2 separate regions of the Homo sapiens genome follow, and region 2 is linked to region 1. The links are chromatin loops, found by intact Hi-C in ENCODE. Cell type or tissue: Calu3. All regions are shown on one strand. Links, peaks and the distances in the headings refer to the core of each region. The heading gives the core; the rest is flanking DNA.

Region 1 (16,556 bases), core at 3,203-11,202:
GGGAGGAGCGGCTGTGGGCGCAGCTTCAGCAGACTTAAATGTTCCTGCCTGCTGGCTCTGAAGAGAGCAGCGGATCTCCCAGCACAGCACTCAAGCTCTGCTAAGGGACAGATTGCCTCCTCAATTGGGTCCCTGACCCCCGTGCCTCCTGACTGGGAGATACCTCCCAGCAGGGGTCAACAGACACCTCATACAGGAGAGTTCCAGCTGGCATCTGGCAGGCGACCCTCTGGAACAAAGCTTCCAGAGGAAGAAGCAGGCAGCAATATTTGCTGTTCTGCAGCCTCTGCTGGTGCTAATCAGGGAAACAAGGTCGGGAGTGGACCTCCGGCAAACTCCAGCAGACCTGCAGAAGAGGGGTCTGACTGTTAGATGGAAAACTAACAAATAGAAATCAGTAACATCAACATCCACAGAAAGGATGCCCATGCAAAAACCCCATCCAAAGGTCACCAACATCAAAGATGAAAGGTAGATAAATCCACAAAGATGAGGAAAAACCAGCACAAAAATGCTGAAAATTCCAAAAACCACAATGCCTCTTCTCCTCCAAAGGATCACAACTCCCCACCAGCAAGGAAACAAAACTGGATGCAGAATGAGTTTGACAGACTGACAGAGGTAGACTTCAGAAGGTGGGTAACAACAAACTCCTCCAAGCTAAAGGAGCATGTCCTAACCCAATGCAAGGAAGCTAAGAACCTTGATAAAAGGTTACAGGAACTGCTAACTAGAATAACCAGTTTAGAGAAGAACATAAATGACCTGATAGAGCTGAAAAACACAGCACAAGAACTTCATGAAGCATACACAAGTATCAATAGCCGAATCGATCAAGTGGAAGAAATGATATCAAAGATTGAAGATCAACTTAATGAAATAAAGCGTGAAGACAAGATTAGAGAAAAAAGAATGCAAAGGAACAAACAAAGCCTCCAAGAAATATGGGATTATGTGAAAAGACCAAATCTACGTTTAATTGGTGTACCTGAAAGAGACGAGGATAATGGAACCAAGTTGGAAAACACTTCAGGATATCATCCAGGAGAACTTCCCCAACCTAGCAAGACAGGCCAACATTCAAATTAGGAAATACAGAGAACACCACAAAGATACTCCTCAAGAACAATCCCAAGACACATAATTGTCAAATTTACCAAGGTTGAAATGAAGGAAAAATATTAAGGGCAGCCAGAGAGAAAGGCTAGGTTACCCACAAAGGGAAGCCCATCAGACTAACAGCAGATCTCTCTACAGAAACTGTGCAAGCCAGAAGAGAGTGAGGGCCAATATTGAACACTTAAAAAAAAAAGAATTTTCAACACAGAATTTCATATCCAGCCAAAGGAAGCTTCATTAACAAAGGAGAAATAAAATCCTTTACAGACAAATAAATGTTGAGGGATTCTGTCACTACCAGGCCTGGGTTACAAGAGCTCCTGAAGGAAGCCCTAAATATTGAAAGGAAAAACTGGTACCAGGCACTGCAAAAACATACCAAATTGTAAAGACCAACAACACTATGAAGAAACTGCATCAATTAACGGGCAAAATAACCAACTAGCATCATAATGACAGGATCAAATTTACACATAACAATATTAACCTTAAATGTAAATGGGCTAAATGACCCAATTAAAAGGCACAGACTGGCAGATTGCATGAAGAGTCAAGACCCATCGGTGTGCTGTATTCAGGAGACCCATCTCATGTGTAAAGACACACATAGGCTCAAAATAAAGGGATGGAGGAATATTTACCAATCAAATGGAAAGAAAAAAAAAAGCAGGGGTTGCAATCCTAGTCTCTGATAAAACAGAATTTAAACCAACAAAGATCAAAAAAGACAAAGAAGGGCATTACGTAATGGTAAAGGGACCGATGCAACAAGAGGAGCTAACTATCCTAAATATACATGCACCCAATACAGAAGCAACCTGATTCATAAAGCAAGTTTTTAGAGACCTACAAAGAGACTTAGACTCTCACACAATAATAGTGGGAGACTTTAACACCCTGCTGTCCACATTAGACAGATCAATGAGACAGAAAATTAACAAGGATATTCAGGACTTGAACTCAGCTCTGGACTGAGCAGACCTAATAGACATCTACAAAACTCTCCACCCCAAATCAACAGAATATACATTCTTCTCAGCACCACATCACACTTATTCTAATGACCACATAATTGGAAGCAAAACACTCCTTACCACATGCAAAACAACAGAAATCATAACAAACAATCTCTCAGACCACAGTGCAATCAAATTAGAACTCAGGATTAAGAAACTCACTCAAAACCGCACAACTACATGAAAACTGAACAACCTGCTCCTGAATTACTACTGGGTAAGTAACGAAATGAAGGTAGAAATAAATAAGTTCTTTGAAACCAGTGAAAACAGAGACACAACATACCAGAATCTCTGGGACACAGCTAAAGCAGTGTTTAGAGGGAAATTTATAGCACTAAATGCCCCCAGGAGAAAGTGAGAAGGATCTAAAATCGACACCCTAACATCACAATTAAAAAAACTGGAGAAGCAAGAGTAAATAAATTCAAAAGCTAGCAGAAGACAAGAAATAACTATGATCAGAGCAGAACTGAAGGAGATAAAAACATGAAAAGCACTTCAAAAAAATCAATGAATCCAGGAGCTAGTTTTTTTGAAAAGATCAACAAAATAGATAGACTGCTAGCCAGACTAACAAAGAAGAAAAGAGAGAAGAATCAAATAGGCACAATAAAAAATGATAAAGGGGATAGCACCACTGATCCCACAGAAATACAAACTGCCATTAGAGAATACTATAAACACCTCTATGCAAATAAACTAGAAAATCTAGAAGAAATGGATAAATTCCTGGACACATACACCCTCCCAAGACTAAACCAGGAAGAAGTCGAATCCCAGAATAGACCAATAACAAGTTCTGAAATTGAGGCAGTAATTAATAGCCTACCAACCAAAAAAAAAGCCCAGGACCAGATGGATGCATAGCCGAATTCTACTAGAGGTACAAAGAGGAGCTGGTATCATTCTTTCTGAAATGATTACAAACAATAGAAAAAGATGGACTCCTCCCTAACTCATTTATGAGGCCAGCATCATCCTGATACCAAAACCTGGCAGAGACACAACAAAAAAAGAAAATTTCAGGCCAATATCCCTGATGAACATTGATATGAAAATCCTCAATAAAATACTGGCAAATCGAATCCAGCAGCACATCAAAGAGCTGATCTACTGTGATCAAGTCGGCTTCATCCCTGAAATGCAAGACTGGTTCAACATACGCAAATCAATAAATGTAATCCATCACATAAATAGAACCAATGACAAAAACCACATGATTATCTCAATAGATGCAGAAAAGGTCTTTGATAAAATTCAACACCCCTTCATACTAAAAACTCTCAGTAAACTAGGTATTGATGGAACGTATCTCAAAATAATCAGAGTTAATTATGACAAACCTACAGCCAATATCATACTGAATGGCCAAAAGCTGGAAGCATTCCCTTTGAAAACTGGCACAAGACAATGATGCCCTTTCTCACCACTCCTATTCAGCATAGTATTGGAAGTTCTGGCCAGGGCAATCAGGCAAGAGAAAGAAATAAAGGGTATTGAAATAGGAAGAGAGGAAGTCAAATTGTCTCTGTTGGCAGATGACAGGATCGTATATTTAGAAAACCCCATCGTCTCAGCCCAAAATCTTTTTAAGCTGATAAGCAACTTTGGCAAAGTCTCAGGATACAAAATCAATGTGCAAAAATCACAAGTATTCCTCTACACCAGTAGACAAATAGAGAGCCAAATTATGAGTGAACTCCCATTCACAATTGCTACAAAGAGAATAAAATATCTAGGAATACAACTTACAAGGGATGTGAAAGACCTCTTCAAGGAGAACTACAAACCACTGCTCAAGGAAACAAGAGAGACACAAACAAATGGAAAAACATTCCACGCTCATGGATAGGAAGAATCGATATAGTGAAAATGGCCATACTGCCCAAAGTAATTCGTGGATTCAATGCTATATCCATCAAGCTACCATCGACTTTCTTCACAGAATTGGGAAAAACTACTTTAAATTTTATTTGGAACCAAAAAAGAGCCCATAGAGCCAAGACAATCCTAAGCAAAAAGAACAAAGCTGGAGGCATCACGCGACCTGACTTCAAACTAGAGTACAAGGCTACAGTAACCAAAACAGTATGGTACTGGTACCAAAACAGATATATAGACCAATGGAACAGAACAGAGGCCTCAGAAATCATGCCACACATCTACAACCATCTGATCTTTGAGAAACCTGACAAAAATAAGCAATGGGGAAAGGATTTCCTATTTAATAAATTGTGTTGGGAAAACTGGCTAGCCATATGCAGAAAACTGAAATTGGACCCCTTCCTTACACCTTATACAAAAATTTATTCAAGATGGATTAAAGACTTAAACGTAAGACATAAAATCATAAAAACCCTAGAACAAAACCTAGGCAATACCACTCAGGACATAGGCATGGGCAAAGACTTCATGACTAAAACACCAAAAGCAATGGCAACAAAAGCCAAAATTGACAAATGGGATCTAACTAAACTAAAGAGCTTCTGCACAGCAAAAGAAACTTTCATCAGAGTGAACAAGCAACCTATGGAATGGGAGAAAATTTTTGCAATTTAGCCACCTGACAAAGGGCTAATACCCAGAATCTACAAGGAACTTAAACAAATTTACAAGAAAAAAACAAACAAACCCATCCAAAAGTGGGCAAAGGATATAAACAGACACTTCTCAGAAGAAGACATTTATGTGGCCAACAAACATATGAAAAAAAGGTCAACAACACTGGTCATTAGAGAAATCAAATCAAATCAAAACCACAATGAGAAATACCATCTCACGCCTGTTAGAATGGTAATCATTAAAAAGTCAGGACATGACAGATGTTGGAGAGGATGTGGAGAAACAGGAATGCTTTTATATTGTTGGTGGGATTGTAAATTAGTTCAACCATTGTGGAAGACATTGTGGTGATTCCTCAAGGATCTAGAACCAGAAATACCATTTGACTCAGCAATCCCATTACTGGGTATATACCCAAAGGATTATAAATCATTCTACTATAAACACACATGCACACGTATGTTTATTGCAGTGCTGTTCACAAATAGCAAAGACTTGGAACCAACCCAAATGCCCATGAATGATAGACTGGATAAAAACAATGTGGCACATATACACCATGGAATACTATCCAGCCATAAAAAAGGATGCGTTCATGTCCTTTTCAGGGACATGGATGAAGCTGGAAACCATCATTCTCAGCAAACTGACACGAGAATAGAAAACCAAACAATGCATGTTCTCACTCATAAGTGGGAGTTGAACAATGAGAACACATGGACACAGGGAGGGGAACATCACACACTGGGGCCTGTTGGGGGGTGGGGGGTTAGGGGAGGGATAGCATTAGGAGAAATATCTAATATAGATGACGGGTTGATGGGTGCAGCAAACCACCATGGCACGTGTATACCTATGTAACAAACCTGCACGTTCTGCGCATGTATCCCAGAACTTAAAGTATAATACACATACACATACACACACATATATATATGCTATAGAAATTACTTTGACATATACAATGGTTTGCTACTTTCATTATTCTCCACTATTCATTGTGTAGAGTGTATATATTCATAATTGATAAATTCAAATGTGCATAAATTTAAAATTTTTATGTAACTAGACTTATTTTCTATCTCCAGGCTCCAGTTCTAGTTAACGTAAGAAACAATATTGTCACTTCTAGACAAACATGGTCAAATAAAATTTTGGATTAAAAAAAGAAAGAATTAAATGCAACATAAAATATCTTCCCTTAACACATAAGATACCTCCGTGAAATTGTTCCTTGCTTTCCCAATTAAATGTGTTTTACAAAACTAACACTCACATTTAAAACTGAAAACATAAAGCAAAACACTATATAGGCTGAATTTGAATTTACTCTAATGTTAGAAGTCCTTATTTCTCCCCTTTAAGAGAAATTAACATTTGAATATTTTAAACATTAAGGCCTTGCAAATCCTGACAGTGCATTAGGTGGTGGTGGTGGGGGTGGGGGTGGTGTGGGCGTGGCCTGTGAATAATGGTGGATAAAACAGCTGAAAATGTATTTAACATAGCTTATAGTTTTATTTCACTTTACATTACATTCCTCTTTGGGGAAAGAAAAATACAGTTTCCCTCAGCTAGAAAAAAATTCATTCCAACTCAGAAGATTCAAACTTCAAATTCAGATTTGGTTTCAAATAACACTGATTGAATACCTGCTGTATATCAAACAGTGTCCTTGGGCTTTCACATATGTGACCTTTCTTAGTTGAACTCTCTTGCTTTTTTTTTTTTTTTTTTTTGAGACGGAGTCTTGCTCTGTCATCCAGGCTGGAGTGCAGTGGCGCTATCTTGGCTCTGTAACCTCTGCCTTCAGGGTTCAAGCAATCCTCCTGCCTCAGCCTCTTGAGTAGCTGGAATTACAAGTGTACGCCACCATGCCTGGCTAATTTTTGTATTTTTAGTGGAGACGGGGTTTCACCATGTTGGCCAGGCTGTTCTCGAACTCCTGACCTCGTGATCCACCCACATTGTCCTCCCAAGTGCTGGGATTACAGGCGTGAGCCACTGTGCCATGAGGATTAGTAAAGTGCACTCATGTTAAGTAAAAAATTTGTTTTATGTTTATGCTGATTATATGAAGGTCATCATAGCTTAGACACAATCAAAACCCATGGGGAACATCTTTAGAATTCATTTTTCTCTTTTCTTACAAAAAAAGTAAATAGGTAAAATGGAAAATAGAAGACAACCTATCCTATCCTGGATGAGACACACACATATTTAAATTGAATTATAGACTTAAAATTTAAGTAGGAATATTTTTTTTCCTGAGAAACAAAGTCACAAAAACCAAAACTTTCAGAATCACCAAGTCTTGAAAATAGATTATGAAGCAGACTTTTTGGATGGTGCTTAATGACATCAGGCGACATTTAAATGCCACCTAGTGAGGAACACTGAAATTGCAGCTAAATTAAAATGACCTTTTATTTGCCTGGACAACAAAAATTTTCCATGATTTTGCTTTTTTGAAACAATGATAAGAAATTTTTTTTTAGGCAATAAGATACTAAGTTGTATCAACAAACTGCATGGGATATTTCCACAAGGAGAGGATTTTGTTCCCTGATCTAGTTTACGTGACATTTTCCCTTATGCTTGCTTTCTCTGAGCTGACTCTTCTTAAACTGACCTAGATGGTACCCTATTTCAACTGACTCAGAGTTCATTCAAAAATATGATATGGTGACTTGGCTTCACTGACATGAAATCCAGGCACTCTCTCTACTCTTGCTCACATTCTTCCTTGCCCAAGGTTCCAGCGTGATTTTAGGATATCTTATGCCAACCCAGTGTGCCGTCACTTCTCAGAGATGTAGGGCCAACCAGCTACTCAACTACACTCCTATTCTTTTGCTTGACAGCCTCATGTGGCCAGATGATAGGCGAACAAAGCAATGCAAGCACTGCCTCCATGTCAACTCCATCATCAAATGGAAAGCGTATCTTTGTTTTGCTCAGGATCTTTGAAGAGAAAGGGACACAACAGGTACCACACACATAGGTAGCCAGCATTCATGGAACAGCCACCGTGGGCTGGGCTGCACCACACCGTCTTTCCATGTGTTATCTCTTTCTAGAGACTTCTTGAAAATTGGTAGGATTATCATATCATATGTTCTTGGAAACATCTGTTGACTATTTCTGTACATCACAGTAAAAAGTACAAGACTGCAATGGCATAAAGGCAAAAAAAAAAAAGCATTATAACCAGCAGAAATAATTGAGGCAGATACTTTGTAATGTCTCAGATGTGAAAACTGGTTATCTGGATATTTGGCAAAAAATACTGACTCTGTCAAATGAACAAACCTGGAACAAGAAATAGTTTCAAAATGGAAATATAGAAATCGCAGTAAACATTGTTTTAAAAAATCAAATCCAAATTAAATTTTGCCCCCACAGATATCACTAGAGCTTATTTCTTACAAACGCATCATTGAGCTAAATGTCAGGTCCTGTGTATAGGGGCCTTATCTAAGCATTTTTGGGGTCATTATTCCTGTGTGTATTCCTTCTTTTTAGCTAAAACAAACTCAAAAACAGAAGTGCTGTTTCAATAACAACAAGGTTATAAGCCAATGAAGTAAAGTTAATGGTTTTCCATTGTCTCAGGATTTGCTATCCAAGTTATTCGTGTGTTCAGTGACCACAGGTAATCAGATGCCACGTGCAGCAGAAAATCAGGTTTTCAGCCACTGGGAAATACCAACGGGATAGTATTGCAGACAATGGCAGTTACTCTAGGAGTTTTCCCACTGGTGTGTTGAAGTCTCGTTCCACTTTCCGCTCTACCAATCCAGCTTCAGATCAGCCTTACTCCATATGTATTTTCCTCCTCGCTTCAGAAACATCTTTTCATCAAATCCACTGAATTTTATAGCTTCTTCTACACCAACATCCAGGATGGACTTGGAAGGGTCCTTCCGTCCCTTTCTACAGTTCAGAAAGCGCATCTAGAAAATTCATAACAGAAACTGGTATATTTCCATGTGATGAATCCTGTAAAACTCAATCTAGACTATTAATCCCAAATAGCTTTTGATATTCCAGTCATGTCGACAGGTATCTTTTGAAATCTGTGGCTGATATTGAACCCCTTGGACCCCATCTCTCTACTCAACCAGCTCATGGTCTGGTGGAAGAGGCTGGGCTAAGTACAGTAGACACCTAAGCGCACAATAAACAGAATGATATGCGCCCCGCATGGGCAGATGTAGTTCCACTGGGGGAAGGGGTAATCAGGAGAGGCTTGCCCCAAATGCTAACATCTGAATTATGTGTTGAGATTTTAAATTGGAGGGAATGGTATCATAAAAGCACAGAAGTGTGATATAGCATGATGTACTGGGGAAATGGAGGTAGACGGTGTTTCTGGAATAGTAATGATGTGCATGCATCCGTGCATGCATGCATATATGTAAATATTAATAAAGGCTTGTTTTGAGAAACGGAGAGAGGATGAAAAGAAAGGTGCTGCTGAGGCAGGCAGGTGCCAGATCAAGAGGAGTCTTCCATGGCAGGTGCCAGATCAAGAAGAGTCTTCCATGACCTGCGAAGGCTCTTTGTTTTAATCTTATTCCATCCATTTTCATTTGTTTTAGTCTGTCCTATTCTACTCTGTAGGCAGAAACGATTTCTTCACACTCCTTACGACCTACACTGAGTGTTTCATAGGAGCTCAAGTAATACTTATTGAAGCAAAATGTTATTCAATTGGTAAAAGCAAATTTTGGTTCAACGATGTGTTTTCCAAATATGTGGAGACCAGTGAGTTTGTTGAGGGATGCTGGTCAAAATCACTAGACAATCATAATAATTTCCACTCCAAAAATAAATTGTTTGAATTTTCCTCTCTACCTTGGACCCAGAAACTAAATGTTTTCCTTATCACCTTTTCCCTTATGCTCTATTAAGAAAGCTTATATTGTTAAGAAATGAAATGGGTATAAACAATGATTGGTTAACTTGAAAATAACAAAATACCAGCTGGACATGGGGGCCCACACCTGGAATCCCAGCATCTGGGGAGGCCCAAGTGTTAGAGGCCAGCATGGGCAACATGGCAAAATCCAATCTCTACAAAAAATACATAAAAATCTAGCTGGGTGTGGTAGTGCACATCTGTAGTACCAGCTACCTGGGAGGCTGAGGCAGAAGGATCACCTGAGCCCAGGTGGCTGAGGCTGCAGTGAGCCAAGATTGTGCCATTGCCCTCTAGCCTGGGTGACAGGAAAACCTATCTCAGAAAAAAAAAGAAAAGAAAGAAAGAAAAGCAAACATCAAAAGTGACAGTAAGTATTTCTCCAAAAAACAAATCCAATTTAAATATGGAATTCAAGGTTGTTGGAGCTCATTTCTTTAAAATATGTCTTCAAATGGAATTATTTGTCCTTTGCTAGGAAGAGTGGCAATGGTTATAGATCTAGAAAAAAAAAGACAGAGGAAAGGGGAAAGTGATTTGTTTTTCAGTTTTGAGAAGGGTAGGTTTCCCTCTTCCTTTGGAAGGCAGTGGGGGTAGGAATAATATCAGTGGTGTTTGGAGCAGAAACATAAGCCTCTCCTTAGGAAAGCCAAGGTTTATCAATCAGAAGACAAGCTGGCTGTGCCTGGTTTGTCCAAGATAATGAGAAGAGTGATATGGCCTTCCTTCAAAGTAGGCTGGATGCCCTATCTCAGGAGAGCCTCCAGCCCAGGACTACATAACAGATGACTCTGTTGTGTGTGATAACGGGTTCAATGTGACATCCACGGATGCATAGTTACATGGCAGACAATATCATATGGTGCTCAGTGCAAATCAGTGCTGGGACCTGGGTTGAAGCTTATTCTGTTCCAGTGTTTAGCTCCACATTTGACCCTGTGAAGTGAGGGCTCTGGCATAATCATAATCACTGACTATCAAACTGTGAAGTGCTAATTAAGAAGGACAAATAGGTACTAGATAGTTATGCTCATGGAACTCAACTCTGCCATTACTGCTAATTAATTAATTAAGTTTTAATTTTATAACTCATTGGAAATACTCACATATTCATCCAGAATAAGGTAGGAGTCTTTCATCTGCAAAGGAGAAGTTAATACAAATTTAGTTTCAGGTGCATTTCTCAGTATGTGAGCTCAATTGTCCACCTGTAGTGTTTGCATTGTATTGTTTTGGATCCAGCATTTCTCATTTCCCTTGAGTTGCCTTTGGCATGGCCCTCACAAGACAAGGCTCTGTTTGTGTGCATTCGGTTTTCAACAGATCACAGCAGGCCTGGATTCTCTGCTCTTTGCTGAAAAGGTCACACATCAGAACCTTCATCCTGAAGGCTTCCCTGACATTGAACCCCAAGGCAATTTCCCCAACCCTTCACACTTTGGGAGAGCCCTTTTCTTCTTTACATGATATTTCTGATGACTGTGTCCACCATGTATCTAATTTCTCCCTTTTCAATGTATAAAGCAGAACTCTCTTGAATGCTATTTTTTTGGAGCTAAAGGGTCGATTTACCTGAGGATTTTATTATTACCCTAACATTACTTACAAACAGTTATGACTTCTATAGGTATATAGAAGCTGTACCTGCACTGTTGATGGGAAGGTATTCCTTCTATACCTATTCTTGTAGATAGGGGTCTGTAAAATGTTTTCTGTAAAGGGCCAGATAGCAAATATTTTCTGCTTAGCAGGCCACACAGTCTGTCACAACTAATCAACTGTGCTTTGCAGCCCAAAATCCACCACAGATGATACATAAGAAAAATAGCTTGGCTGAGCTCCACTGAAACTTAATTTATGGACCCAGAAAACCAGCTTTTATATAATGTTCACAGGGCACAAATACGATTCTTGTTTTGATGTTTTCCCTCATCAAGTCTTAACTTGCATCCTGTACTACAACAGGTGGCAGGCCAGACCCATCCCTGGGGCCAGCATTTGCCAACTCCTAGGAAGGGATGGGAGCAGACCTGCTATTGAATGTCTAGTGGGGTACCAGTAGCATCAGCATCATCTGGGAACTAGTTCAAGGTGCAGAGTGGTGGGCCAACCTCAGACCCACTGAGTAGAGGTCTGCCCTTTCACAAGATCCCAGGTGATTTGATGAAGTTTGAAACAAACTGGCTAAAAGGTTTGTGGGCTTTGGGGTCATCAAAATTCAGATTTTGCCCCTGATACAAGTCAGGTAAATGAGTACCTACCACTCGGCCTCTTGATGTATACAATGGGGATGATACAACCTGGCTCATGAAGCATTAGTGAAAATGGCAATGAGTCAAAGGGTTAACAGTCCCTCTTACAAAGGAGGTACTCAACCAAATTTTCTTTGATGTCATATTAACTATTAAGATGGAGTTTTAAAAAATTAAATAAAATAGTGCATAGAGGAAAACCTCCTCTACCCCCTTTCTCTTCTTTTTGATGGTCATCCTGTCCTTCATTCTGAGATTTTCTTGTTCATGTTCACTTCAACATTACCTTTTAAACTTGAACCATTTACCTAGAGCCTCAGAAGTCTAAAGCATAAGGAATGAATGTCTGCTCTTTGAGTTCCTAGCATTACTTAAACATATGGGGTAGAGATTTTCCTGTATATGTATTTTTGGATGGCAGATGGAGAAGCTGTTTTTAAAATAATAAAACTAATACTTAAGTTACAAAATTTTAAAGTTCAAAAAGTTATAAAGGTGAATAAAACTACTTATAATTCCACTACTCCAAGATAACCAAAGGAATATGTAGAGATACTTTTTTTTACACATCAGGATTAAACTTCAAATTAATTTTGCATACTGTTTTTTATCTGTACCTACTATTATATTATCAGAATTTCTCCTTGTCACTTAAAAATTTTTGGAATATGCTTGTTAGTCAGTGTAACATTTCATTCTGTGAACCTACAGACTTACTCATTCTCTGTATGCTGAATGACAGGCTATCTTTATTTTTTTTTGGTATTATTCTTTTTGTTTGTTTGTTTGTTTGAGACAGAGTCTCGCTCTGTCGCCCAGGCTGGACTGCAGTGAGCGATCTCCGCTCATTGCAAGCTCCGCCTCCCGGGTTCACACCATTCTCCTGCCTCAGCCTCTCGAGTAGCTGGGACTACAGGCGCCCGCAACCACGCCCGGCTAATTTTTTGTATTTTCAGTAGAGATGGGGTTTCACTGTGTTAGCCAGGATGGTCTCGATTTCCTGACCTCGTGATCCGCCCATCTCAGCCCCCCAAAGTGCTGGGATTACAGGCGTGAGCCACCGCGCCCGGCCGGTATTATTCTTAATACTGCAGTAACATATCTTTACATAAGTACTTCTCTAGTTCTGTGAATATTTCTCTTGTTTTAAGGTAGAATTTCTAAATTCAAATATGGGCTATTTTAAAGGTTATAAAGTTAGCAATTCGTTTTCTAGGAAAGTTGCAATAATTTATACTCTTGCTAACAATATGAACTTGCCTCTCTTACTGCAACTTTATGCTTCATATTTTATTTTGTATTTCCTTGAATATAGACAATATCAAATACTCTTAAAATGTTTATTCACCATTTGTTTTTTTTCTGTAAATTATCTATTTATGCCCATTGGATGTTTTGCTTTTTTTGGTGTTCATAGATTCTTATTGATTTAAATAACTTTATATATAATACTTTATTTTATACAATTCAGTATATCATGTTAACATATTTCACTTTTAATTTTATGATATGTGTGACATATTTTTAATTTTATGGATTCAATTATACTATCATAATTTTTTTAAAGTTTGTATCTTTCATTAATAAGGAGGTTCCTTATTAATGGATTTTTTTTCCTGTAGCTTCTGAGAACACATTTTTAGATACCCGGCTTCTAGTTATACCTGAAGCTCCACAGTGTAGACATGTTTTGGCCAACCTTGTTTTATCGGTGTATGAAATTTGTGCTAATAGGATGGATCCAATTGTCATTACATTAGAAAACTAAATGGGAAACATTTCTTCTACATTCTGTGCAACATAACAAAATTATACATAGAGATTATTCAACTAAATAAAGTGATAATGTTGATATCAACAGAGTGGCGTTCGTTAGTTCTTTCTATGTTTAGGGGTTATGTCATGCATGTATGACACATAGGGACATTATACTTATATGAATCATATAGCAAGAATATCTACATGAATCTATATACAGTTGTATCATCTGCAAAGTACCACTCTATCCATCGTGGATAGAGAAACTGAAGCTCTCTAAAGACCCTGCAGCTGGGAGGTGGCAGAGTCAATGGCAGCCCTCAGCCCTATCTGCCCTGACATGGCATTCCTCCCATTTCTCACCACCGAACCCTCTAAAATAACAATGTGTGGGGTCCTTGGCTGAGAGACTTCCCTTTTGGGAATCAATCTGAATGTATGATGACAAAGAAAACAACTTTTGCTTTATACAACCTTCTGGTTAGATTCAGGCACCAAGCAGGACACTTCTTTGTGGCGCTCCAAGAATCTTTCAAATTCTTCATCACCAATAACAAATCTTTCTGCTTCTCTTAGAGCATCTTCTCCACAATTCTCACCCTCAATTAAGAGGCACTGGAACACCTGAAAGGCAATGGTAGTGTTTGCTTTGCAGAGAGCTTTCCATCGTGTTTTCCCCCAAACCTCACTCCCCCTTTTCAAGCTTCATCTCTTCTGAGCAAAGAGACTCTACGAGCTGAGGAACATTCTAGAAAGATATTACTTTGGGGAAATGAAAGCTAGCCCTGAAATTTAGGAATATGGTGTCAGAAGCACAAACATTATTAAAATATAAACTTTCAAAAACTTGTCTAGATTATGTTTGATTGAGTCATAAATTTTCAGACAACAAAATAATAGGTACTTATTGAAAAAATATAAACTATAAAAGAGCATAAAAATAAATCATGTGTAATCCCATAACCCAGAAAAACACATTTTAAAAACATTGTTTTCTCTGCTGATTTTTAATATATTCTTATGAAGGCCTCTAGCATATGTCTGTTTTTCATGTAAGACCTAAGAACAGTTTTTCAAAATCATTAATATTCTCTTTCAACAGTCTTTTAAGTAAACAAATGTGTGTGTAAGAGTGTGGACAGTGTATTATTCTATACATACTACCATCATTTGAAAATAAAAGTCAGTCCTAGAAAAGGCAAGAAGTGAAGAGACTTGCCCAAGGTGACAAAGGGTGACAGCCAACCCAACACAGAGGCAGGACAAACCCAGATCTAAAGGGTTTCCATGGAAAGGATGATTCTACACAGAATTTCACTAATATCATCGTCTGAACCACTCAGATGCCACTATAGTCAGATGAGAAGAAATTGTCAACACTTCATGTTGCCTTTTTTGCTCACTCTTTATTTTTCCTCTTCTTTTTTGCTTCTCGGTCTTTTGATATCTGCCTCCACTGGCCCCTGGTCATAGGATAATTTTGCTATTTGCTTTCATGGTGTCTTCCTTAATAGACTGTGAGCATCTTGGGAGGGGTTGTCACCCATCCTCATGCCCCATCCAGGCTCAGGGTAAGGAGAGGCCTGGCAGGGAGGGAGTGCCCTTCCATGTAGGTTTGAATCATGAGCAGACTTGACTATCAAAGAAGACATACAGCACAGGCATTTTTTTCCAGGGACTTTGACTCCAGAATCAGCCAGCTAGACTGGAAGGGCTTCTGCAGGAGAAAAGCAAGCCGTAGGAGCTGGAAGGGGAACAATATTGAGGGTGTGGGATTGGGCATGGGGGAGTAGAAGGAGCCCTCTCCTCCCATGCTGCTGGAGCAAGCCTACAGGTCACAACAAAGCCTCCCAGTGAGTAATCACGCATGCTCATTGCTGTTGTCCCGGGGACACGGCTGGTGACACCTTCCAGCCCACAGCCTCACAGTGGAGGAGGCAGCCTCAGGAAACTAGGTTCTGAGTGCAATGTAAGATTGGACTAAGAACAGGCACCTGTTCCAGAAGCATCAATTTACATCAATTGGAAGCCTGCATACATCAATAATCTGGTTTTCCAAACAGGCAGAAACTAGCCTTCCACCAAAAGAGTCAGGATCTTGATGGCAAATCTACAGTGAATCAGATGAATGGAAGCCAGTGTGGGAGTCAAAATATCTGAGAGAAAGGCCATGAGATAGGAGAAAACCAAGCTGTGGGGAAAAAATATTTACACATCTGAAAAAAGGACACCAAAAGAGAACAATGAGGAAGACAGTAACAGGAAACATAGGGAAGACGAGAGAGGTGGGTACAGGAGAGGGGCAGGCAGGAAAGTCAACATGTCTAAGGCAGCTTAGCCCTCCAGCTGGAGCCTCTGCCTTCCTGGTGGATCATGTCCCTGTTTTTCCTATCAGACCTCTCTCTTTAGCTTTTCTCCAGTTCCTTCTAGACCTGGGAATGTGGCTGATAATTCATATCCTTATATATGTAACCAAAAGTTCAAGTTCAACATACCTATTAGCAATTTTTGAAAGTAGCATCTCCAGCTTCCCCTAACCCATTTCCACATATTACAGGACAGCTTCAGGAAAATGATAGAATATCCCTTTCCCTCTTCCCTAACTCTATTTGGAATGCTGACATGGGATTTAAAAAAACAGCCAAGGCAGCTTTGAAGGAAAAGCTGTTTTTTGTGCAGGCAAAGCCCTCTAGTCTGGATGTGCCTTTCTTCTTCAGGTCTTTGCCACCTACGAAAATTCTTTCCATTTTTCAGAGCATAGCCAAATGCTTCCTCCTATATGAAGCCTTCCACTTAAGCTCAGCCTGTTTTGCCATTTCACGATATGGTAGCACACATAGCTTTCTATCATGTGACTTTTCCCACATCTCTTTTTGTGTGTTTGTGCTAGCACTGAGCTCTGCATCTTATCTTTCATTGCAC
Region 2 (16,556 bases), core at 5,601-13,600, 190 kb before region 1:
CAACCGCCTGACCGTCACCTGACCGTCACCAGACACTCCTGGTGTGTGGGTGGGGAGCCCTCCCCTGCCCTGCTCATGCCTGACTAGCTACCTACTGTAACATTAGGACACGGCAGATGCAGTGATCAGAACCCTCAAGCCGCTGAGGTGAGCTTGTTGGACCCCCGTTCCAGAGACAGTGAGAGTTCCAAGCTCTCCCCCACATTTCCCTCCTGCAAATTTCTCTCAGCTGTGGTGGTCCTTCTTTTTCAGATTCACCTTGCGTTTCCCTCCATGCCACTCCAGGCCCTTCACCAGGCTGTGCTGCTGAGCATGTATGCACACACACACACACACGCACACACATACACGGACACACACGCAGGCACACACATGCACACATACACGTAACAACTAGGAAATGGGCACATCGAGGAACACGTCCCCACCGTCGCCTCCTCTCTCCCCTGCTTTCCTGTTTCTGGCTCAGGCCAGTGATTCCTCTCTAGGCCTCCTGGGGTGGGGGTGAAGGAACCAGTCTCAGTACCCAGTTTAAGTGCGCTCAACAAAGAAAAATTATTCCGAAAATCTAATAATGCTCCACAGAGGAGCCTGCCAGGTTTTATCCAGTTCCAAGAAAACAATGAGCATTAACATAAAATACAATTTCCTTGAACAGACACTCTGAATTGCCCACCGTGGGTTCCTATCCATTGTCCACATGCCTGCAGGTGCATAGAAGTTTGTGGAACATTTTACAAGATACTGGCCTCACTCTGCTGCTGCAAGGAGCATCTGCAGGAGCCCATTAGCCTTGGGTGATGCTCCCAGAGCCCATGACACTGTCCTCCCAAGGCTGTCCTCCCAGTCCAAGAAGGATGCCTGCACTCCGTCCTGCTCACTCCTGTCCATTCCTGACCTGACGTGAGACAGAGAACAGAAGGATAAATACAGAGAAGGTTATAAGGACTTCCAGGATCCACACACTATTTGGAATCCATTTCAGAAGTGCAGAACCTGAGATATACATGAAATACTCCTTTCAGCTCAATTAGCTCTACTCTCTCTTTAAAAATGTTTGCTAATGGGGTAGATCCAAAGTATTCACACCACGCAAAAAAGAAAGAAAAGAAAAGGAAGAGAGAGAAAGAGAGAATGAGGGAGGGGAAGGAAGGAAGGAAGGAAGGGGTACCTGTGAGGCTATGGATATGTAAATTAGCTTTTGGTGGTCATTTCACAATATATACAAATATCAAGTTGTACACTTTTAATACATGCAAATGTTATTGGTCAATTATACTTCAATGAAGCTGAAAAAATAAAATGAATTCATATTTAATTGTTGCAAATTTGAAATTTATAGACAGTATGAGAGAAAATACTTCTTATCATCAATGCTATCAGGCAAATACTGTTCCCATTTTATTACATAGATATCCAATATTTTTATATGATGAATATCACATATTTATTACAAAATAAAAAATAAAGGACATATTTTCTTTAAATGTTTCCCCATATCATTACAGTTGTCCATTTTACTTATGAATAATTTTAAAATAAATAAAATTAAAACTGCCCATGTTTTCACCATCTAGACAATGTAACTTTTAATACTTCAGTATATTTTATTCTTTTTCCTTTTTGAGACAGGGTCTCACCCTGTTGCCCATGTTGGAGTGCAGTGGCACAATCTTGGCTCACTGCAGCCTCAACCTCCTGGGCTCAAGCAATCCTCCCACCTCAGCCTCCCAAGTAGCTGGGACCACAGGTGTGTGCCACCACACCTGGATAATTTTTGTACTCTTTTGTAGATACTGAGTTTTACCATGTTGCCCAGGCTGGTCTCAAACTCCTGGGCTCAAGCGATACTCCTGCCTCAGCCTCCCAAAGTGATAACAGGCATGAGCCACCATGCCCAGCCAATATATTTCATTCTTAATATAGTTTGGTTGAAAATAAAACTACATACTATATTTCAAAAATATGCAAGTCAGGATAAAAAAATCAATGTTAGGCATGAACATCATAAGTAAATGGCATGCCTATTCTTGGGGCTGAAACTATGCTTTGAGAGTAGCTTTGCAAACCACAGACACAAAATTTTGCCTTGAAAAATCTCTACCCACAGCTTTTTAAAATCTAAAAGCTGTGAGTGTAGCATCAGTAGGTTGTCAGGACAAAAAGATTTACAATATTTATTAATATACCTGCTGCTTCCTTTGAAAGTAAGCATCTCTAAGCTGAGTATTAATTATAAGGGAAGAGTCTTTCTATTTGGAAGAAAGATCCCAGAAGAGGATCATCTTTCTCACTGGACTGGCCACCATCCCTGTGGACAGAACTCAGGGGTAAGGACAGGAAGAGGGCAGTAGAGTGGGAAGATGGTGGGGAAGCCTCCTGCATCCTCCTCCAGGGTATCCACATGGGTAGGGTGGGGACGAGGATAGCACCTATGGCCTGAGACTGCCCTGAGCATGGACCTGGCAAATAAGCATTTGATAAACACACATCATTGTCATCATTATTTTGTGTTATCACAGAACCAGAAAGGACAAAAGTAACTGGGAAGGGCTGGTGAAGGTTCTCGGGGAGCCCAGGCTGGAGGTGACCTGTGGCCAGCTCCAGGCAGGTGGGGACCCTCCGAAGCAGGTCAGCCCTGAGTAAAACCCCAGCATTTGTCCCCGCAGTACATCGGCCAGCAGTGTGAAGTAATGCTGTCTTTTCTCTTGGGTGGCATCTGCAAAAACTCCCCCCTCTTTGTTAAGGACTGTCCTGAATGCTCCTACTCTCTCCTCGGAAGTTTCCAGCCTCAAAAAGCCATAGAGTCGGGCCTGGAAGCATCTTCCAGCCCTGCTCACGGAAGGTCCACCTTCCTCCTCCTCCAGGGCCTTTGACCCTGCCTGCCTCGCAGACTGGGCCAGGCCAGGCTGACATGGAGTCTGTCCTTGTGAAGCCTGCACCGCACCTTGCCTGGAGCAAAGTCAGCAGACTCCTGTGTGGGACTCAGAGGACTGGGGCCTCATTTATGGTAGGACCACAGGCTATTTAACCCTTCTGAGCCTGCATCTTCTCATTTATAAAATGAGAATAGTGGCCATTGCTACATGACAGAGCAGTTGGGAGCACTAAATAAAATACAGGCTCCCGACACCCAGCCTGGCCTCTGACCCAGGTATGCACTTCCCTCCTTCCTCTTTCACCCTCGGCCCCCAAGAGACCAGCCCAGAGGAGCAGATGCCTGGTCCAAGGGAATGGGGGTCTTCCCTGCATCATCCCCAGGCAGAGCTCAGGGTCCAGCCCAGAGGGAGGCCAAGAGGAAGGAAGCCCCAAGCTCCTTTGTGTCCGCCCCAAGCTCCTTTGTGTCCGCCCCACCTGCCCTTGGGGAAGTGCCCTGCAGACCCTCAGAGACAGAGAGGGCTCCTGCCTCTTTCCAGCATCATCCTAAAACACCCTGCAATATTTCTCTTACCAGGTCAGGGAAAGGGCCACAAGTCTGCGGGCTCGCTTTTCGTCTCTTCATGGTAGCAGTAAAACCAAGAGCACACTTTGACTCTCCAATACCTTGAGTTACACAAGCCCAGGGATGGACAGGAGTGAAATCCCCCCTTATTTGGCGCACCCCTGCCCTCTCATTTCTCCCTCACTTTCATCACCCAGGGGCCTCGGCATACTCCAATGCTCCAGGTGACATTTGCATTCAGATCTTTAGAAAGTTGTAAGTGCCAAGTCTCCTGACTTTCTCGCCAGCATCACTTAGAAGTTGCCGTGCTCTTTCTCTCTCTAGATTAGAAAGTTTTTTGAGGACAACTTTTTAAAAGTCTGGTAGAGGTTTTTAAAAAAATGAGGGATTTACAATTGGATTCAGAAACTGGAAAAACGTCCTGGCTCAAAGGATCCCATTGACCCCCTGGGGGGCAGGAGACAACATTGATCCTCCACCTTCCAGGCAGAACTGTGGGCGACGCAGCCTGGTTCCAGGGGCCTTCGCCTCTGGCCCAGGATCCAGCCTCCAAAGTCCAGGGGCCGTGAGCCCTGCCCTGCTCCGGAGCCCTGCCCCAGGCCTTTCCTCAGAAGCCGCCCAGCCTGCGGGGACTGCGGGGACTGCGGGGCCCTCATCAAGACAGCAGCCCAGCGGCCCCTCTGCATCCTGGGGCTGCAGGGGGCAGGAGCCAGCCCCACGTCAGGAGGTTGCTGAGCCCAAAGGAGAGACACCAGGTCCTCCTCCACGCCCGGAGGGCCCACGAGCAACTAGAAATCCTGGGTAGAGGGCGGCAGGGCTCGGACTCCAGGAGCCAGAGACAGCTGGGGGCGGGGCTCCCTGCAGGGGCACAGGTGTGCCTGGGTTGCCGGCACGGGGCACAGGCCAGCGACGGCCCCTGTCAGAGAGCGGAGGGCTCCAATGCAGCCAGCGCACACTCAGCTGTCAGAAGTCAGCGATCCGGTTAACTTTAACCCATTGCACTTCCTAGTGGTAGCTAAATATACTGAATATCATCTTTACAAAGATTTCGTGTGCACACTGATCTCTTTTTCTACCTTTATGTTCATAGTGAAAAGCGCCTGCAACTGGGCTAACACCGCGCGCACACACACACATGCACACATGCACACACGCGCGCACACACACATGCACACACCTCACTACCACAATCTAAAAACAGAAGCAACTGGCCAGAAACCTCCCGGTTCCTTCCACCTGAGTATGGGCTCCACCGCAGGCCCTTCTCACAGATGTGAGGCTGTTTCTCCAAGGAGGCAGCTCGTAACGCGGCTCCTGCCACAGCTCTCTGGAGGGTGCGTGCCAGCAATCCCTGGCCCTGCCAGAGGCCCTCACCTCCTGCCTCTGTTCCTCCATAGCAGGAAAGCAAGGAGGGCCGCAGATGGGCAGCTCTGACCGGCACCTCGGCTCCAGCGGGAGCCGCTGTGGGGAGCAGAGGCTTGAGCTGGATGCTCCCCGACTCTGTTCCTCCTGCTGTCAATTTCATCCCTGGAGAGGGCGCCTCGGGGTTTCGGCTACAGGAAAAAGACAGGAGCAAGTAGAACTGGGCGTTTGGATATTTCTGAGCCTATCTTGAGGGCAAGAACCCTGGGTGTGCCCGATTAAAAACTAATGCTAATCTACATCAATAGAAGGTTAATACTTTGAAACATTACTTGGGCAGCTTTTTACCCCAAACTTTAAAATGGGGCACCTACGTATACCAGATCCCGGTAAAACAAGCAATTTCCAAGTCTGTGCCAGTGGGAAGTGCCACATGTTCTGCCTGCAAAGGATATTCCAAAGCCAATTGATCCATGAGAGGGTCTGATGAATCACACAGAAAGAAAAACGCATAACTTCATTAACCCATCATTTTCCAAATATATCTGACCATAAGTTTTCTCCTATGTCCCCGTCTCATTTTATCTGGTGGAAGCCAAGGGCAATCTCTGCAGAATGCCTAGTATCCCATCATCAGATACTGCTGCCCCCGGAACTCAGTTTAAGACAGTTGGTTCCCAGGAAAAGGCCACACTGCCCCATGCTAGGACCAAGGCGGTCATCCTCCAGCTCCTTCCTCCATCACACTGCCCCTCGTTCCTCTAAAAAGTGCATTAGGCTTCAGTCAAACTAACCAACTTGAAGTGTTCATGAATATTTTTAAACTTCTAAGTCTGCTAATATCTTTCTAACTGGCTTGTCCTCTTCAAATGCCACACGCCTGAATCGTATCCACGCTTCCTAGGCTTAGTTCCTACCTCCTTTCAGTGTAACCCACCCAAACCTCCAGCCGTGGTACTCACTGCTTCCTTCTCTGTTACAGGCTCTCCTTGGGAGCCCGTAGCATCCTTGCTAGGCTCTGTCCTCCTTCCAAGAAACATGTGTGGCCTATTCGGAGAATCCCTGTAAGATACTATATAAGATGACTATCTGAAAGACACATAGTCATTAGATTACCTAGGATCAAATCAAAAGAAAAACATCTTAAAGGCAGCTAAAGGGAAGGGGCAGGTCACTTACAAAGGGAACCTTATCAGGTTAACAGCAGAACTTTTGGCAGAAACCTTGCAAACCAGAAGAGACTGGGGGCCAATTTTTAGCATCTTTAAAGAAAATAAATTTCAACCGAGAATTTCATATCTTGCAAAACTAAGTTTTATAAGAAAAGTGAAAATAAAATAATTTTCAAACAAGCAAATACTAAGGGAATTCATTACCACTAAACCTGCCTTACAAGAGGTCCTAAAAGTAGTTCTAAACATGGAAATGAAAGAATGATACCTGCCACCACAAAAACACACTTAAGTACATATCCTATTGACACTATAAAGCAACTATACAACTAATTGTACACAACAACCAGCTAACAACACAATTACAAGATCAATTCCTCACTTATCAATATTGACCTTGAATGTAAATAAATGGGCTAAACATCCCACTTAAAAGGCACAGAGTGGCAAGTTGAACCAAGAAGCAAGACTCAATTGTCTACTGTCTTCAAGAGACCCATTACATGAGTAACAACACCCATAGGCTCAAATTAAAGGGATGGAGAAATATCTATCAGGCAAATGCAAAACAATGATCGGGGGTGCTCTTCTCATATCAGACAAAACAGATTTTTAAACCAACACTGATCAAATAGGGCAAAGAAGGACATTATATAATGTTGTTCAATTCAACATGAAGACCTACCTATCCTAAATATATGCACACCAAACATTGGAGCACCCAGATTCATAAAACGAAGTATTAGAAATCTATAAAGAGATTTAGATAACCACATAATAGTAGTGGGAAACTTTAACACCCCACCGATGGTGTTAGACAGTTCATTGAGGCAGAAATCTAGCAAAGACGTTCTCATCTTAAACTCAACATTTGACCAATCAGACCTAGTAGACATCTAGAGAATGCTCCACCAAAGTATAATAGAATATGCATTCTTCTCATCTGCACATGGCATATACTTTAAGATTAACCACATATGGAGCCATAAAGCAAGTCATGACAAATTCAGAAAAATTAATATCATACCAACCACACTCTCAGACAGACCATAGTACAAGATAAATAGAAATCAATACAAAGGTGATCTCTCAAAGCCAAACAATTACATGGAAGTTACACAACCTACTCTAGAATGGCTTTTGGATAAAGAATAAAATTAAGACCGAAACAAAAAATTATTTGAAACTAATGAAAACAAAGACACAACATATCAGATTCTTTGGGAAATAGATAAAGCAGTGTCAAGAGGAAAGTTTATTGCACTAAATGCCTATATCTAAAAAAATGCCTATATCTAAAAGTTAGAAAGATCTCTAACAACCTAACATTACACCTAGAGGAAATATAAAAACAAGAGCAAACCAACCCCAAGTCTAGCAGCAAAAAATAAATAACCGAAATCAGAGCTAATCTGAAATAAATTGAGATGCAAACATTAACACAAAAGATCCATGAAACCAAAGTTTGTTTTTTGAATGAATAAACAAGAGTAACAGACCACTAGCTAGATTAACAAAGAAAAAATTGATAAAATCAAAATAAATGCAATCAGAAATTACAAAAGTGACATTAGAACCAACCCCACAGAAATACAAAAAACCTTCAGAGACTTTTATGAACACTTCTATGCACACAAACTAGAAAAACTAGAAGAAATGGATAAATTCCTGGAAACACACAGCTTACTAGGATTGAACCAGGAAGAAACTGAAATCCTGATACCAATAACAGGTTTCAAAATTGAATTAGTAATAAAAAGGCTACCAACTAAAAGAAAGCCCAGGACTACAAGCATTCACAGCCAAATTTTAACAGATATACAAAGAAAAGTTAGTACCAATTCTACTGAAATTATTCCAAAAACACTGAGGAGAAGGGACTTCTCCTTAACTTATTCTACAAAGCCAGTATCATTCTGACACAAAAACCTAGCAGAGATACAACAATAACAAAAAAAAAATCTTCAGGCCAATATCCCTGATGAATATAGACACAAAAATCCTCAACAAAATACTAGCAATCTGAAGCTAGCAGCACATCTAAAAGTTAATTCATAACAATGAAGTAGGCTTCATTACTGGGATTCAAGATTGGTTCAACATATGCAAATCAATAAATATGATTCAACACATAAACAGAATTTTTTTAAAAAATCATAATCTTAAGAGAGGTAGAAAAGGCTTTCAATAAAATTCAACATCCTTTCATAATAAAAAAAAACTGTCAAAAAATTAGACATTGAGGGAACATACCTTAAAATAATAAGAGCCATATATGACAAACCCACAGGCAACTTCTACTGAATTAGCAAAAGCTGGAAGCATTCCCCTGGAGAACTGGAACAAGACTAGGATTCCCACTCTCACCATTCCTATTCAACTAGTACTGGATGTCCTAGCCAGAACAATCAGGCAAGAGGAAGGAATAAAAGGCATCCAAATAGGAAGAGAGGAGGCAAAATTATCATTCTTCACAAATGATGGTTCTATACCTAGAAAACCCCACAGGCTCTGGCAAAAGGCTCCTAAAACTGATAAAACACTTCAGTAAATTTTCAGGATACAAAATCAATGCAGAAAAATTAATAATATTTCTATACACTAATAATATCCGAGCTAAGAGCCAAATCAAGAATGCAACCCCATTTACAATAGCCAAAGAATAGCCAAGAATGAAACACCTAGGAATACAGCTAATCAAGATAGCTGTAATGAGAATTAAAATACACTGCTGAAAGAAATCAGAAAGGTAGCTACAATGAGAATTAAAATACACTGCTAAAAGAAATCAGAGATGACACAAATAAATGGAAAAATATTTCATGTTAATGGATATGAAGAATTAATATTAATATGGCCATACTGCCCAAAGCAAGTTACAGATTCAATGTTACCAAATTACCAATGTCATTTTTCATAGAATTAGAAAAAAACTATCCTAAAATTCCTATGCAACAACAACAAAAAAGCCCAAGTTGCCAAAACAATCCTAAGCAAAAAGAGAAAAGCCAGAGGCACCTCACTACCTGACTTAAGACTATACTACAAGGCTATGGTAACCAAAAGAGTATGATGCTGGTTAAAAAAAAAAAAAAAGGAAAAACAAACAGACACATAGACCAACAAAACAGGATAGAGAACCTAGAAATAAAGCTGCATACCTGCAACCACTTGATCTTCGACAAAGTCGACAATAACAAGCAATGGGGAAAAGACTTCCAATTCAGTAAATGGTGTTAGGATAACTGGCTAGTAGTTATTGCAGAAGATTGAAACTGGATCCCTATCTTTCACCATATACAAAAGTCAACTCAAGATTAAATAAGTATTTAAATAGAAGACCTAAAATTATAAAAATGCTAGAAGAGAAACTAGGAAATACCATTATTGGCATTGACCTTGGAAAGTCTGATAACTGTGTGTCTTAGGGATGGTTGTCTTGTATCTTGCAGGGGTTCTCTGCATTTCTTGAGTTTGCATGTTGATCTCTCCACCAAGACTGGGGAATTTTTCATGGCCTATAGCCTCAAATATGTTTTTCAAGTTGCTTACTATCTTTTCTTCTCTCTCAGAAATGCCAGTGAGTCATAGGTTTGGTCTCTTTAAATAATCCCATATTTCTCAGAAGTTCTGTTTATTTTTTTTAATTTTTTTTTTATTTTTGTCTGGGTTGACTTGAAAGACTGGACTTTGAGCTCTGAAATTCTTTCTTCAGTTTGCTCTATTATGTTGTTAAGACTTCCAATTTTATTTTGAAATTTCTGTAGTGATTTTTTCAATTCCAGAAGTTCAGCTTGGTTCTTTCTTAAAATGGCTATGTCATCTTTCAACTCTTGGATTACTTTACTGGGGTCCTTGGATTGGTTTTAACTTTCTCTTGAATCTCATTGAGCTTCCTTGTCATCCAGATTCTAAATTCTATGTCTGTCATTTTGGACATCTAAGTCTGGTTAGGATCCATTGCTGGGGAGCTAGTTCGATCCTTTGGAAGTAAGGAGACACTCTGACTTACTGAATTGCAAGGGTTCCTGCACTGGTTCCTCCTCAACTGAGAGGGCTGGTGTTTCTTTATCCTTTTGAAGTTGCTGTCATTTGGAAGGGTGTGTTGTTTTTATAGACAGTGCTGTATATTACGTATAGTCACTTGGTTTCATTTCTGGGTGCTTTCAGAGGACCAAGGCTCTGTATGGGTTCCTTAGTTGAGGCTAGTTTCCTGCATTGGTTTTCACCAGCAATGCGTGCTGGAGGAATTTATTTTTGTTTCGTGGTGTAATTCAGGCTGCGACACACTAGATGGCACTAGGCTCTTAGCACCTGTTTTGTATTTCAGTGCTTTCACAGCAGTGCTCTGAGGAGCGGGAAATGGAGGAGGTGGTGAGAGATGAACTCCCCTTACCAAGTTCATTCACAAGCCTTGGAGGAGGCCCCTCTAATCACTGGCACTGCACCCACATTTCCTTAGCCCCAGCGCAGGCCCTTGCGGGTTGCACTGTCCACTCCCTTAGGTGTTGCCCAAGCCAATAGTTAGGTGACCAGGAGACCCACAACTCCCAGGGACCTGCTGGTCCTCTGTGCTCGGTGGAGTCAGAGTGGGTTGTGGGGAATGTCTATGGGTGCAGGCACCAACTTTTTCTTTTTCATAGTCCCCTTTGAACAATGACATCTACCTTTTATGAATAAAGTTTTATTGGAACGCAGACCCTCCTATTTGTTTATATATTGTCCATGACTCTTCCCTCTACAGAAGAGCTGCATATTTGCAACAGAAACTATATGGTCTGTAAAGCCTAAAATATTTACTGTCTAGCCCTTTACAGAAAAAGTCTGCCCAACTCTATTCTAGAGCATCATACCTTCCTTAACAACTCTCAGCAGATTTATATTAGTCAGCTCAGGATACCATAACAAAATACTGCAAACTGGGTTTCTTAAACAGCATGAATTTATTTTCTCACAGTTCTGACGGCTGAAAGTCCAAGATCAGGGTGCCAACAGCATGGACATCTGGTAAGGCACCTTTTCACTGTGTCCTCTTATGGCCATGACTCTGTGGATGTGCATGGAGAGACACCTCCTTGGTGTCTCCTCCTCTTCTTTCAGAGACATCGACCTATCCGATTAGGACCCCACCCTATGACCTCACTTCACCTTACTTACCTCTTTAGGTTAATATCTCCAAATACAATCACATTGAAAAATGCAACTTCATCATATGAATTGGGCAGGAGGGGTGGACACAATTCTGTCTGTAACTAGAGTTTGCCACTTTGATATTTATTGTACCAATTTGCACAACAAATTTGAGAGTAGCCTTATTTCAGAAGATTGACAGATCTTTGAAGACTATAACTAAATATCTCATCCACTTCAAATAAATACACATATGTGAATAAAATATAATTTCGGCATATAAAATTTAAGTTTTTAGTTGTCACTTTAAAGCCACAGCATAAACAAGTCTGAAGCCAAGATTCCCTCATGCCCTCATTCTATCAATCTCCATTACACTAAGTAGTAACTGTTCTCATTTCTATCACCATAGACTAATTTTATCTGTTCTATAACTTTATGTGAATCAAGCTTGTCCAACCAGTGGCCCGTAGGCCTCATGTGGCCCAGGATGGCTTTAAATGTGGCCCAACACAAATTCACAAACTTTCTTAAAACATGATGAGATTTTTAAATGATTTTTTTAGCTCATCAGCTATTGTTAGTGTTAGAGTATTTTATGTGTGGCCCAAGACAATTCTTCTTCCAATCCGGCCCAAGGAAGCCAAAAGACTGGACACCCCGATCTAAATGAAATCATGCAATACATACACTCTATTGCCTAGCTTTTTACAAACAAAAATACTTTTGAAATTTATCCATCTTGTTGTATATAGCAATGATTCATCCTTTTTTTGGAAAATATATTTCAATTTTTATATTGAATTTTTGTAATCATTGTCATTTTGACAAATATTTGGATTGTCAAAAAACTCTGAGACAGCTCTTGGCTGTTGGGAATAAAATTATTATGAATAGTCTTATTCAGTCTTTTTGTAAAAATATGTTTGTATGCATCTTGAGTAAATACCTAGGAGTGAAAATCTTAGGTCCTAAGATAGGTTTATGTGTAACTTTATGAGAAAACGGAACAACTTTCCAAGTAGGCTGTGTCATTTTACATTCCTAATACCAAGGTATGTAAGTTCAAGTTATTCCATATCCTCAGAAACATTATTCCATATCCTCAAAAACAGCCTGAGAAACAACCTCAGAAACAGCACTAAAGTGACATTTAGTGCTGTCAGGGTTTTTAAGGTTAATCTTTCTAGTGAACGTTTAATAATATTCCATTGTGGTTTTAATTTGCATTTTCTGGATGATTCATAACACAAACATATTTTCTTATATTTATTGGCTAATCATATATTTCCTTTCGTGATGTGGCTATAGAAAGAAGTCTTGTATCCACTTTTTAAATTGGGTTCGTTTCATTTCATTATTGACTCCCAGGAGTTCTTTATATATTTCAGATCAAAGCCTTTTGTCAGATACTATATGGCGAATGTTTTTTCCCACTCTATGGCTTGCTTTTTAATTTTCTTAATGGCATCCTGTCTTGGGTTTTAGGTTTCGTTATGACAAATCCAATTTATCAATCTTGTTCTCTTATGGCTGTTTTTGTGTCTTCTCAAAAATGAGTCCCTATTTACCTCAAGGTTACAAATATATTCTTCTATGTTTTCTTCTAGTAGCTTTTAAGTTAAATCTATGCTCTATCACGAACTAACTCTATTAGGATGTGAAGTAGTATCTAGGTTCAGATTTTCCCGTGTACTTACCCAGTTACAGATCTATTTGTTGAGAACACTTTTCTGGGCTCTTTTGTTGAAAGCTTATTTATCCTACATATATGGGCCTACTTCGGGCCTCTGTATTCTGCTCTTTTGATCTATTTGTGCAAGGATTGAATTTTTTTTCTATAAAGGGCCAATGTGAGTAATCATGTTAGGTCTTGCAGTCCATAATGATCTGTGATTCAAATATTTAACTATGTTCTTATAGTGGGAAAGCAGTCATAGAAAACAGATAAACAAATGAGCATGGCTGTGTTCCAGTAAAACTTTCTTCGTGGACACAAATTTAACTTTCACATAATTTTTGAGTGCCATAAAATACGATTATTATTTTGGTTTTGTCAAACTTTTAAAAATATAAAACATATTCTTATCTCTGTAGAATATCAGGCAGTATGATACCAAGTAACGGCTTTATTTTGCCCACAGCAGTATTTTGCCAATCCTTGTTTTCAACATCCTTATTCCAAAACCATAATGTCTTCATTACTTTAGTTGTATAGGTGATCTTGAAACCAGTAGCGCAAGTCCTTCAACTTTGCTTTTTTCAAGATGGTTTTAGCTAGTCTATTACTTTTAATAGCAAAAACTGCAATTACTTTTGCATCAACCTAATAGATTATTTGCATTTTCATATAAACTTCAGAATCAACTTCTCAATGTCTACAAAAATGTCTGATGGGACTTTGGGAGTTCATTTAATCTACAGGACAATTTGGAGAGAAGTGATGTCGTAACACCATTGAGTCCTTCAATTCATGAACACTGCATTTGTCCTATTTATTTACTTAGCAATGGATTGAGATTTTCAAAGTAAAAATCTTACCCATATTTAGTTAAATATATTCCTAAGTATCTTGCATTTTTGATGAAATTAAAATGGACTCTTTAAAACTAATTTTTCAAATATTTGTTGCTAGTCCTCAATAAATTTTTTATATATTGACTTGTATTCTACACATAGTTAAATTCATTTAGTACTTAATAGTTTTGTGTGGATCTATTAGAATTTTCGAATTTTCTATATAAGTAAACATGTCATCCACAAAAATGCCAGATTTACATTCACCTATCCAAGTCTTCATGTCTTTTATTTCTCTTTTCTGCCAATTATCCTAATTTGGATTTCCAGTACTATGGAGGATAGAAATAGAAAGAGTGGATAATCTTGTCTTGTTCTCAATGTTACAGAAAAAGCAGTCAGTAGCTCATTGTTATTTTTTATAGACATCCCTTAACAAACTGCCATGGTTTTCTTCTATTCATGGTTTAGTGAAAGTTCTTACACAAAACGAAGTTAACTTTTGTCAAAGATTTTCTTCAATACCTACTGAGATGATTATATGGTTTTTATTTTTTATTCTGTTACTATGGTGAATTATATTTCTTGTATATTTCTGGATTTGAATTACTAAATTTAATAAAATTTTTTGCATCTGTATTTATACAATATTACTTTATTGTAATTTTCCAAGTTTGGGTATCAGGGTTATGGTAGTCATAAAATAAAGTGAGTAGTTGTCACTTCATTTACTTTGAGTGACTTTGTTAGATTTTTTAAAAAACATTCTTTAAATATTTGATGAAGTTTACCAGTGAAACCATCTGGGCCTAGAGATTTTGTTTTGTTTTGTTTGTTATGGAAGATTTGAAGTATAAATTCAGTTTCTTTAGGAAATATGGAGCTCTTAGAGTTTTCTATTCTTTGTCATGTATGATTACTTGTGTTTTTCAAGGAATTTTGCTATTTAATCTAGGTTATCAAATGCACTCATAATTCTTCTCACTTTTTAATGTCTAGGATATTTGTAGGAACATTACAAAATCTGTGTCATTCTTGATATTGGAAAGGCCAAATCTTTTTAATATTTCAAATATGTAAAGATCCCTCTGCTTTGTAGAGATAAACTGGAATGGCATTCAAGGCTTTCTGCTCATCCTGGTGCCCATCACATGCTACCTCCTTTAAAGTCACGTTCCCTGAACCACATCTATTCAGGAAGGGATGGATGGTGCTTCTTTGACTTTCCACAGCTTCTAAGAGATCTGACAGTTCCTACCATGTTATATTAGTAGTAGTAGTTCATACCTTTCTTTTATATTGAATGAAAACTTTCTTGCTAACTGTAACTTCAGAACCTGCTCTGGCTATAAAGCCTTAATTAGTAAGAAAGGGAGGCAGGTAGGCAGACAGGCAGGCAGGCAGGAAGTCAAAGGTGTTCGAGGGTAACTGTAATAGTTCACATTGCCCTCTATATAAGACAAACTTGCAGGGCTTTTTCAGCTTAAAAGCAATGCTGGGAAAAACACAGTAGTTCCAGAACAATGCTCAATTAAGGGTGGTTTTCATAGTGATAGGAATGGATTGTTAATAAAACATTTAAATTTTTTTGCTTAATATTTTATAACATCGGAATCACACGTATGATCAAGCCATCGGGATGTGCAAGCATTTTGGGGCAAGGAACTTTGTTTTCTTTGCCTACATTTAGGTGGATATGAGGAGAATGGACCTGCTTCCATGAATGGAATGCCTTTGTGACTTGCAAAGGCCTCCTTAGTCCCACGGGTTGACAACCATGTTTAAGCAGTGGGGTGGTAGCCCTTCCACCTGTGTTGGTAATAGTGGAATTATCTTACCTGTCATCATCTGAATTTATTCTTAGAGGTGAGACAGAAAAGAATCCACCCTGGTAGACAGTTCAACATCATACAGAGCCCCAGGGACCAGAGTTAATTTATCCTAGGCTGCTTACCAAAAACATAGAGCAGGGGAAAGTCCTAGAACCAGTGTCATCACTATTCTGGAGATAAGAGTTCAAGACAAAAAAGGAGAGATTTGTTGTAAAGTATAAGAAGAGCATGAACAGAGATCTAGACATGAAAGTAAAAATTAAGTAAAGAGCCCACTGATAACACTCTAGATCCCCCAAAGAAATCAGGGAATGTTATGGTGAGATTCTTTCAGCACCCAGGGAGGGGAGGAGAGTAGGGAAGAGGCAAATACAGAGATACACTCCATATTCTCCACCTACTCTCAGCCCTGGCCTGAGTTGGCTTCTTCCCTCCTGCAGGTATCAAGTCCTGAGACTTCAGATTTTGGAGTGAGACAAATCCAGCCACCTCTTCCTAACAATGTCATCTTGTGCAATTTTTCTTACAGTTTCTGACACGGTTTCTCATCTCTCATTTTCAAGATGAAGCCCACTGCTCAGAGTTGAAGAAAGGATCTGAAATATCAAAGAGAAATTGCTTCGCACAATAGGTGCCACCTAGAAGGTCTTCAGTAGAGAGTTGCTCCTAGTTTTTACTACAATGGGCCGTTCTAGTATTTGCTGGAGAGTACAGAGAGCAGGTGGGGGTGCCCGCCGTCCTGTTACAGCAGAGCACTTTTAGCCCTTTCACAGGAGAGTCATTGGGAAACAGGACTGCAAGAGCGAGAAAATTCCAAGTATGTGTCATCGCTCTGTTGCCTCGTGCAGCTGTTTCCGTAGGGATACAATGGTGTTGTGTTGTTAAGGAAACTTGCTGTCAAGCAGCAACGCAAATAAAGCATTTAGTTTTATTAAGTCATATTACAATAATTATGGAAAATAATGGGCCCCAGATGTAATTTATTCAGTGGGGAAGGACAACCCCCTAGCTGTCCAATGGCTCCTGGAGCCAGAGAGATGGCACCCAGCATGCTGCAGTCTAGCCTCTCCCACTGACCACCTGAGCCTGCTGAAGCTGGCT

The links. A loop is a pair of places that touch in the nucleus more often than their neighbours do. Peaks named below come from ENCODE experiments on the same cell type or tissue, not always from the same donor. Only the 100,000 strongest peaks of a DNase experiment are listed, where the experiment ranks them.
Region 2: it touches region 1 in a loop (11-fold over the local background); 17 of 110 quality-filtered maps call a loop at or near these places.

What each region holds. Positions count from the first base shown.
Region 1 is chr2:6,887,878-6,904,433 of GRCh38, reverse strand. It overlaps RSAD2 (radical S-adenosyl methionine domain containing 2), which reads right to left. Exons shown (of 6, transcript NM_080657.5): 4 at 14,109-14,258; 5 at 10,731-10,763; 6 at 6,195-8,656. The coding sequence ends at 8,492. Among named protein-coding and RNA genes, the nearest start is that of RSAD2, 18 kb to the right of the region's middle. In Calu3, for the core only: CTCF peaks have their summits at 6,889 and 7,090; no DNase peak of the experiment used is centred there.
Region 2 is chr2:7,077,787-7,094,342 of GRCh38, reverse strand. It overlaps LOC101929452 (a long non-coding RNA gene), which reads left to right and starts at 16,463. Exons shown (of 3, transcript NR_110252.1): 1 at 16,463-16,556. In Calu3, for the core only: a CTCF peak has its summit at 10,252 (motif pointing right); a DNase peak (open chromatin) is centred at 10,272.